Regions from separate parts of the Homo sapiens genome. Here region 1 is linked to region 2. The links are chromatin contacts, found by Hi-C or POLR2A ChIA-PET in ENCODE. All regions are on one chromosome and are shown on one strand. The core of a region is the stretch at or near the end of the contact, and the rest is flanking DNA. Distances in the headings are between cores, read along the strand shown. Region 1 has its middle 73 kb from the start of IL1R2. Region 2 overlaps IL1R2 (interleukin 1 receptor type 2).

What was found. Hi-C counts contacts between places; a loop is a spot of excess contacts on that map. ChIA-PET counts read pairs that join two places held with the same protein, here RNA polymerase II (POLR2A). Pooled maps may share reads with other maps.
Region 1: a map of mammary epithelial cell shows a loop between it and region 2 (2.7-fold over the local background). The contact joins two enhancer-like sites. A Hi-C loop is called at or near these places in 32 of 168 maps with a recorded cell type or tissue (CD14-positive monocyte, Caco-2, GM12878 and 19 more), 3 of 37 single-sample maps with no recorded cell type and 33 of 50 pooled maps. POLR2A ChIA-PET finds 5 or more read pairs at or near these places in 18 of 52 experiments (A549, AG04450, BJ and 12 more).

The regions. Positions count from the first base shown.
Region 1 is chr2:102,062,191-102,066,961 of GRCh38, forward strand. No RefSeq gene overlaps it. Among named protein-coding and RNA genes, the nearest start is that of IL1R2, 73 kb to the left of the region's middle. Within about 2 kb of position 1,546, at least 31 of the 41 ENCODE cell types and tissues checked have a DNase peak (open chromatin) inside an H3K27ac peak, as active enhancers do; they include heart right ventricle, mammary epithelial cell and prostate gland, where a contact is called at or near this core.
Region 2 is chr2:102,024,125-102,028,785 of GRCh38, forward strand. IL1R2 (interleukin 1 receptor type 2) reads left to right here. Exons shown (of 9, transcript NM_004633.4): 7 at 409-544; 8 at 1,987-2,129; 9 at 4,102-4,420. The coding sequence ends at 4,268. Among named protein-coding and RNA genes, the nearest start is that of IL1R2, 34 kb to the left of the region's middle. Within about 2 kb of position 3,332, at least 7 of the 41 ENCODE cell types and tissues checked have a DNase peak (open chromatin) inside an H3K27ac peak, as active enhancers do; they include heart right ventricle, mammary epithelial cell and prostate gland, where a contact is called at or near this core.

The DNA of each region.
Region 1 (4,771 bases), core at 296-2,795, 36 kb after region 2:
TGAGCTTGCTCTGGGGTGGCTGCCAAAGCTTCTTTTTAATTATTATGGTCATGCGTGAGAACACTGGGGCCAGAAGCTTCTATTTTTCCAGCGTTTTCTTTCCTGTGGGGCCTCCCAGCTTCAGCCATTCCTTTGTAACTTGGCTGACACCCCTCCAGTTTCCACTTCACTTCATGGGTTCAGAGAAGAGACCATGGTTGCTAAGCCCTGCTGAGTGTCATTTCTGGTGTGTCAGAGTTGACAATTCTCCTGCTTCTTGACTACTCCTGACTCATCTTTACAGAACAGACACATCTCACTTCTTGAGCATCACTGAAGAATGTTCTGTAAAGTAAAATTTCCAGGAAACAGAGCTTACTGCTCAGAACACTCAACTTTAGAAACTTGGAACTATTTTGCACATTAATCTTTGCAGAATCAATTTCACCATGGCTTGCACTCTGAAGCAGAGCTCATGGCACACATTTAACCTTTTCTGAAAACTTAGTACACCCACGCATTCTTAAGCAGAGGTCATTGCATACATTTAATCTTTTCTTGGTAACTTAACACGTCCATTGAAAACAGTAGTGATTATGTATGCCGCAGCAGACAGACAGCATGAGATGGTGGTGACCTTAAGAAATTTATATAAGATCTTGAGGTTTCTGACTCTTCATCTGTGAATGGGGAAAAGAGTAGTTCTGAACCTGTGGGATTAGGGGAGGGGGAAATGAGATAATACATGGAAAGCCCTTGGCATGAGGCTTGGCACATAGTGCCCTAGGATCCCCTGGCAGGAGCGTCTTAAACGTGATTGCTAGGGCCCCATCCAAGGCCAGCCAGATCAATATCTCCAGGGCTGCTGCTGCTCCAGCATCGAGGCTTCTGTTTTCATCTGAGCTCAGCTGCAGCTCTAGTTGGCAACCAGAGATTCTAGGTGTGTCCAGGTGTTTGCCCCAACACTAAATTCCCCATCCTGCTGAAGCTTTGAGAGTTCATATTTTCTTTTTGGAGTTCTTTTCTGCCTCCTCCGTTTCCTAATGCTCTTACAAGCAGCTGATATTTACTAAGGGCCAGTCTCCTAGGCACTGACTGCACTGAGCACTTTGATCAAACACTTTTGTGACTCTTTCACCTTCACCCCAACCTGGTCCCAGGTGGCCACAGTGTTGTTCTCAGGGCCGTGCAGGTGCCCATAGGGTGCATGCCCCTTAAATTTGGGGCCTTAGGCACCTGCTTGCCTTCCCCTAGTTCCAGCCCCAGCCCACCGAGCCCCTGCTCTATTTTCCCCCCTTCATTCTCCACCAGAGTCAGAATCCACGTGGTTTTCTCACTGGTGTGCCAGCCCTTAGAACTGTGCTTGCACACAGTAGGTACTCATGAGTGCATGAGCAAGCGAGTGAGCCCCACAGGGACCCTGTGCATTAGGTTCCATCATTATGCATCATTCCTCTTTTCAGATGAGGAAGCTGAGGCACTCACAGGCTAAATAATTTGCCCAAGGTCCTCAGTAAGTGGAGGCTCCACCCTGGCTCTGAGGTCTTGGCCCTCGCAGACTGCTTCCTGATTCTGTCACTTTGGCTGCCCTGAGACGCTCTGGCTTGCAAAGGGCTCCTCAGTCCGGGAAACCAGTCAACATATTTCTAAAAGGAATTGTGTGATAAGTAAGAGGCCCTGAGTATCTAGGGAGTGTTTTCTCCCTCCCTTTTCCTAACAAGATAAGCCCCGCTATTATTTTCCAACAGATAAAACTGTGAGCTGAGGAAATTTGAAATTTTCTTAATTCTCAGCCCAGTTCTTGACCCAGTTCCTGTTATCCACCACCCAGCAGTGGTGTTTGTCCCTGGGCTGCTGGTTGCCTCTGATGGCTCATTTAGCCTCAGGGAAAGGTGGAAGAAAATGAAAACATCCCAGAGGGAGAGTTAGGCCTCCCAAGAGCGAGTGGCTGCCCCCCTCCAGCTCACAGGTATCTGGCCAGGGTGGGGGCACCGCTGTGTTGTAGACATGCTCCTTAAAGAGTGCTTTGTTCCCACTTGGAGTAGGGGACCCTCCCTCATAGGGCTGTGGCCTCTCTGCCAGCCAGGAAGGGCCTGAAGTCTGATGGAGGAGGGCATCTGAGGACAGGGTCTGAGAGTACACGGTGTGCTGGCCTGCTCTGTGGCTGGGGTCCTTGGGCGACTGCAGGCTGAGGCTGCTCAGCAGTGAGGAATGCTGAGTCAAGAGGATGAACAGCTTCTTTCTGAGAAGCCAGGGTGATCGCTGAGTCATGCCACTCTTGGCTAACACATGTGCAGCCTGCCCGGGGCTTTAGGGCTGAGCATAACCAGTCCTGCTTTTTATCTTCTCTTTCTCAACCCCATCTCTTCTTCAGGAAACATTTACCAGATGTGTGGCTTGAGTGTCCATTCCCGCAACAAAAACGCTCTGCAGTAAAGCTCCGAGATGGCTGTGTTTGTGTTGGACTGCTCTAGATGGTAACTTTGAACTGTGTCTTTCTGCTACTGCCTAGCTGCCTCCTTGCTCTCAGGGAAAGAGCTTCATTTTATTGCAAACGTATGATTAAAGTCATACATGGTCAATATTCTGAACTTTCTATCAGTTCTTAGCATCCCCACGAGGAAGCCTGGCTAATAATGGTGTAAACACAGTGATGGGGCTGTGTGGACTCTGAACTCGCTTCCAGGAATCTCTGAGCTGGGAGTCTGGTGACATGAATTCCATGTGCCGTGTTTTATTCATACCGCCCTGAAGTAAGAGCCATAGAGTTTAACCCCCTACAGAGTGGCTTGTTTCTAATTGATAGGGCTGATTGCCCATCATGAGGGTGGGCCTTTTTTATTGGACTTATTAAGAGACAATAGACTATGTGCATGCAGCCCAGAGTGCATAGAGCAATTTTGAGCCAGTCACGGACACGGAGAGCGGAGGGGAAGGGATAATGGGGCCGTGAGAGGCTCTCCTGCCCTAGGGTACCTCTCTTCCCTGGTATCATGCCCTCATTTCATGGTTGAGGAGAGGAGGAGGTAATGGGATCAGGGAGAGGGTGCACTTGGGAAGAAGAGGGTATATTTCTGGGAAGCCTCATGTAACATGAATGTGTGGTGCAGAGGGCCTGGAGGAAAGTCGCAGTGACTTTGGTATGGGGCAGAGAAGATCATGAACATGGGCACTGTGATAGTGGGGCTGACTTGATACCACCCGCTCCCACTGCCCTCCCACCGCCCTCCCTGTTCTCCAGCTTGTTTGAGGAGTGGTCTGAGCCCTCACCATGTCAATGCTTCACAGCTTCTCCCAACGTCTCAGTGCTGTTGCGTCTGCCTTCTGAAGCGTGTTAAATGTGCATTTCCCTCCGTGTCCACTGCCTTAGCCTGGAGCCCCTTCATCAAGCCCCGGGGACTGTTGTTCCAGCTACTAACTGGTCTCCCTGCCTCTACTTTCCCCTGCTCCAACCCTCTCCCAGCTTCCTAGACAGGGCATCTTTCTGAAGCACAGATCCCTCCTGACAGAGTCTTCCGTGGGAGAAAAAATTAACAACCTGTTATCAAGCATGGCCCCTGAGCCTTTGTCCCCCTGCGGAATGGGGCAGATCCCACTCAGAGGGCAGCACCCTTCCCAGGTTGCTCAAGACCCCTCATCCCCACTTAAGGGGACTAGGGGATTGCATGTGCGGGGCAGGGGCACTGCAGGGAGCACCTGGAGGAGTCCTAACCAGCAGCACCTCACTGGTGCTACACTGCCCAGCTGCTCTCGGTGAGTCAGCACACTGTGGTTGAGCAATGCGAGCCCAGAGGCAGAGTCCAACGTGCTTTGCAGGACTTAGAGGCATTTCCCGGACTCGCGGAGACCTACCTTTCTATTGACTCTCTCTATTTTTTTTTTTTAAACAGTGGCCACCACCCTCCCCCAACCTTGTGCCTTTCCTGGAGCCCCGTCTGCTTTTTTCCTTGCATGTTTTGCACATGCTGTTGGCTTCTGCCATGTGCTTCGTCCTCTTCTCTGTCCAGTGCAGCCCTTTCTGACTTTTCAGTCCCTGCCCAGCTGCAAAGTCTTCCTTCACCCCTTGGGTGCTTTGTGCGCTTGTTTGTTGTAGTGCTTCTCAGGTCTTGTTTTATTTTCTCAATCTGATTTTTAAAGATGAACTTATTTTGTTCTAATTCACAAACAAGAAAATGCACCTGTTTTAAGTGTGCAGTTTGACGAATTTTGAAAAATGTATAGACCTGTGTAATAACCACAACAGGCAAGATATAGGATATTTCTAACCCCTCAAAAGATTCCCTTCTGCCCCTTCCTGGTCAATTCCCCTTACCCCAGTCCTACAAAATTATTGGTTTGATTTCTATCATTATAGATTTGAAGGTCTTTCCTGGAGCTTCATATAAATGGAGCATAGAGTACGTGCTTGTGTGTGTCTAGTTTCTTGCACTCAGAATGATGTTTTGGGATTCATCCATGTTGTGTGCGCCAGTAGATCATGAGCACTATTCAATTGTGTGACTGTGCCACAGTTAGTTTACCAGTTCTCCTGCAGCTTGGGCACTTTCTAATTTTGGGCTATTATTTTTAAACTTACTCTGCAGTACAGCTGTTTCATGGGCAGATATTTTTATTCTCTTGAGTAGACACCTAGGAATGGAACTACTGAGTCAAAGACAGGCATATATTTAGTTTTATATGAAAGTGCCAGCATTCCCCCCCGAGTGGCTGCAGCATTGCACATTCTCCCCAGCAGCGCAGAGAGCTCTGGTTGCTCCGCATCTTTGCCGACATTTGTTCTTGCCCATCTTCT
Region 2 (4,661 bases), core at 2,082-4,581:
ATGGAGAGTTCCCAGGAGAAACATTAGAGCCAAGACCAGCCTCAGGCAAAGAGAAAGAATCCACACATTGATCTGGATTTTCTGAGGTAACTGAAGTGAGGGGCAGAGGAAGTCGGCTTGAATTTAGCATGTCCCGTGGGAGCGCAGGGGCCCTGGTGAAGCCATTTAACTTCAGGTGCCTCTTGGTTTTTGCCTGCCATGAAGACCAGTTGTAGGAACCAGAGGTACTTCGTAAACAGTAAAGCTCTGTGTGAACAGAATCATTTGAGAAAACTAAATTTTCTACCAAGGAAAGAATTGGGTGGTGAGGGGTGTTTGAGAAGCCGAGGAGGGACTCAGGGCTCAGGTTTGCTGGTGGGTGGGAGGTGCTGGTTCTGCAGTTGACGTGCTGTGCCTTGCCATCCACAGGGTCAAGACTGACAATCCCGTGTAAGGTGTTTCTGGGAACCGGCACACCCTTAACCACCATGCTGTGGTGGACGGCCAATGACACCCACATAGAGAGCGCCTACCCGGGAGGCCGCGTGACCGAGGGGCCACGCCAGTAAGTGGGCCAGGGTCTTCTGTTGAGAACTCTGTGGGTTTCGCTCTTCCTTTTGGAGACAGTTATCACTATGACCCACATACCACATTAAAAGTTACTTTTTTTGATTCCAAACTGTTGGATGTTTAGAATTTAAAAAATTGTATTTTGCTAAAAATTATCTTGAGAATCAAACTTTCTCTGTAAATACTTAAAAGTTGAGTTGCAGTTGACATGTTGGTATTGATGTTGCATTTTGTAGCTGTTTCATTAAACATTGATCCTTTTATTTTCGCAAGTTAAAAAATATTTTGGAGTTCATATCTTTCCATTTTCCACTCTGCAACCTGACTATCAAACATTTTCATAAACCCTTAAAAAGACCCTGAGACCTAGCCACAGTATCTATAGTACCTCTTCTGTTTCTCAGGGAGCTGTGGGCTGCCACAATCTCTAAGGGAGGTTAATAATTAAAAAAAAGAAAGAATTCAGTTCTCATAAGCAGTCATCTCTAGAAAATGTTTTCTTACTCTGAGACTCGAACAATCAGACCTTTTGTAAGTGGGAACTTGTTGCCTGTGAGGGAGACCATTCAACATTCCAAATTGTAACTCTTTTTAAAATTACAGTTTTGATACTTTGAATTAGCCTGAGCTTTTGCTTGCCAAATGGTTGTGTTTTTTGAAAGACTTATCACAAAAGATCTTTCTGGATGTAATTTAGTGGATAAAAACTATGTGTGGGTAGCACAATCATGTGCTTGCAAGTTCTCATTGCAAAAGACCTGGCCACAACTAAATGCCCATCTCAGCTTACTCATATGATCCACTTACTTAAAGGAACCTATATTCCCCCTACAAATAGAACAAAAATATTCCTAGTGGATCCACTCATCTGTGTTTTTATTCACACTAACAGTTAGTAGTGAGGTGTCTACAGATTCCTCTAACACTATAAATGGCAGCTATCCTGGCCACAGCCATTCCCCTGGGCTGTCTGCAGGTTTCCAGAGTGAGAGTCAGCAGTAGAGATGAGAAGAGACGGCACCACTGAGGGCTGGAGTCCTGGAAACTCCCTGCCCTTCAATATACAAGTGATTTAATGGTGAGGGACTCAAGTTTCCTCAAACTAGACGTTTCTGTTCCCATGACTGTTTTTTTTTGTTGTTGTTGTTCATTAAGAGACTTAAAAGATGAACTTCCCCATTATCTAACCCTGTAGTGTAACAACTGTTTGATGCCAGTGACCGCCAACTTCAGTGACACTAAGGCCTTCAGGGACAGGCTTAGAAACTGTCCCAAATGAATCACAAGTATGGTGGCAAGAGCTCCTAACTTTATGAAACTTGAAAACAATAAAAGCGCAATGGGTACTTCTAAAGGAGAGTGTTTAGATGTCTACATTGTGAAAGACAAGCTTGCATTCGATACAATCATAATTAAGTGAATGTTTTTTTAACTCAGGGAATATTCAGAAAATAATGAGAACTACATTGAAGTGCCATTGATTTTTGATCCTGTCACAAGAGAGGATTTGCACATGGATTTTAAATGTGTTGTCCATAATACCCTGAGTTTTCAGACACTACGCACCACAGTCAAGGAAGGTATGTATGTATTTTGGGGAGCACTATAGGAGAATATAACATGTTGAATGTTCCATGGATACTAGACAAATCTACTTGTTCTCCAAATGATTCCATAGAAATTCCCTTGCATTGTCTGCTAGTGGAGAGCTGAAAAGAAACCTCCCATTTTTAAAGAGTTTTGGTAGGGTGGAGGCTGGACTTTGGGAGATTATACTCAAATGAAAAATTTAAATAGCAAGCTGATTTTTGGAAAATGGATGAAATGGTTCTACAGTAAACTTCGAAATACTCTGTCTGCATGTGGCTCTGCCTTGGGTCACTAATCAGCTGTCTTCGCATGGCCTCTAGAAGAGGGTGGATTGTTCTTTATCCTGAAGATGAGAAACTTCATCCTCTAAGAGCTGGGGATTGGGAGCTACCCAGGGTTCAGGGCAGCTTTAGGGTCAAAGTCATTATATGACCGGAAATAGGTACAAGGCTACAGCCAAATCAACCCAGTGTTCATTTAAGGACATTTAAAAAGAAGAAGAGGAAAACCCACATTATCATTTTTGATTAAATTGATTTCATATCAATGTTTAATTGTTGAGCAGGAGGGAGAGCTGCCTTGAATGTAGTCTCTGTTGACAGCCTGTAGCTAATGGCAGGCAAGCCAAAGTGATTCCCAGCATCTCAGTGATGGCTCGTGGACAATCTTACAGCAATAACATAAATACAAATTGCTCCAGGTCTCCATGTTTTGCTGGGGAGGCAGCCACAAACACAGTGTAAACTGGAAAGCCAATGATGTGTTCCAGCCTCAGGACAGGGAATGGCACCCAACTTTCCTCCAACTGTGCGCTGTGCACCACCAGCCTCACACTCACCTGAGCCACTGGTCACAAACACAGATCTCAGGACTTACTCCAGATCCACCCTGTCAAATATTCCTAGGGAGAGGCTGCAGCCTGTGACACAAAAAGCTCCTTTCACAGTGAAGTTTGAGAATGAGGGCACACATGTGAAGGGTGGCGTTTCAGATCATTTCCAGATGAGCAGGCTGGGAGAGATGGTGGTTGTACACATTTACCCACAAAAATCAGAATGTTCCCTCTCGGGGTCAGATTAGTGAGCCCAAGGAACCTGTGGTTTGTCTGGCCCTGATGCTGGGAACCTTTAAAATTTTCCATAACATGAGCCTTGTCCCTGCATGTGGCTGGCCGTGACTGATCCAGGGAACACAGGCTGTAAGTCTTTCACCAGGACTGAGAGGTGTATTCAAACAGCTGCCCAGAATATTACAGCTGAACTTATTTCTAATCTTTGTGGGGTTTTAAAATGTGAGAATCCTCTGGAGCAACAGGCTGAGGTCATGTCGATTCCTGGATGACTAAACAGACTGTGATAGATAATAGCTTAAAAATGCAGGATTCTAGTCTCATCAACAATGTGTCTGATAACACTCTGTTCTCACATTTGCTTTTTAACTTTTTATTCAGAGTCTCTTCCTGTATTTCCATAACACAGAGACGCCAAGGAGCAGAACATAAAATAGCTGGACCCAAGCAATCGTGTTGGCCCCTGCAGCTCCATTATTCAAAATTTATTTTCCTTTGCTACTTCCTTTGATCCTCATGACACCCATGCTCATTAGAAAAGGGCAGATTGTTCCTGGCTCTGTCACAGTTGGCCAACTGTGACATAAACAGACAGCATCTTAAACGCACAGTGTCCCACTGTTGGAACAAAGTTAAACCCTCAGCACTTGCCCACTTACCCTACGATGTTTCTAACAGATTTTGCCCTATCACGCTCGTTTCTCTAATGCCACAGACATCACTCTCAAATATCCTCCATGTTGGTGTGAGGGATGTGCTTTCTGAAAATCAATGCACATTTATCAAGAAAAACAAACTCCAATTTCTTTCTTATCTTGTACACCTGCATTGCCCTGTCCTCTTGTACAGTGAGAGACTGTTCAGCTCCTGATGTGACTCTGTTCTTCCCACAGCCTCCTCCACGTTCTCCTGGGGCATTGTGCTGGCCCCACTTTCACTGGCCTTCTTGGTTTTGGGGGGAATATGGATGCACAGACGGTGCAAACACAGAACTGGAAAAGCAGATGGTCTGACTGTGCTATGGCCTCATCATCAAGACTTTCAATCCTATCCCAAGTGAAATAAATGGAATGAAATAATTCAAACACAAACTCCGTACGTCTTCTCTTATGGAAGTGGCTGTGTCTTTTTGAGGGACTCTGTTCTTTGCCTCAGTTGTCTACCAAAGGTGCCACATTTATAGTGGCTTTGTAGTAAAGGACTAAAGTCTTACATTCTGTTTTTTTTTTCCCTAAAAATCAGTGACAACAGTAGATGTGCCTGTGAGTGGGTGTGAGTAGCTGTCTGCTACTTGTGACCTATTTAACAGAATGAGGTGCTCTTAGGCCTGCATGAGAGTGGAAAACATCTACATGAGTTTTGACATTCATTCAACAAAAACATATTATGAGTCTATTTTGACTAGACTCTATGGGAGATGTTGTACATACAGTGATGGTTAAGACATAGTTTG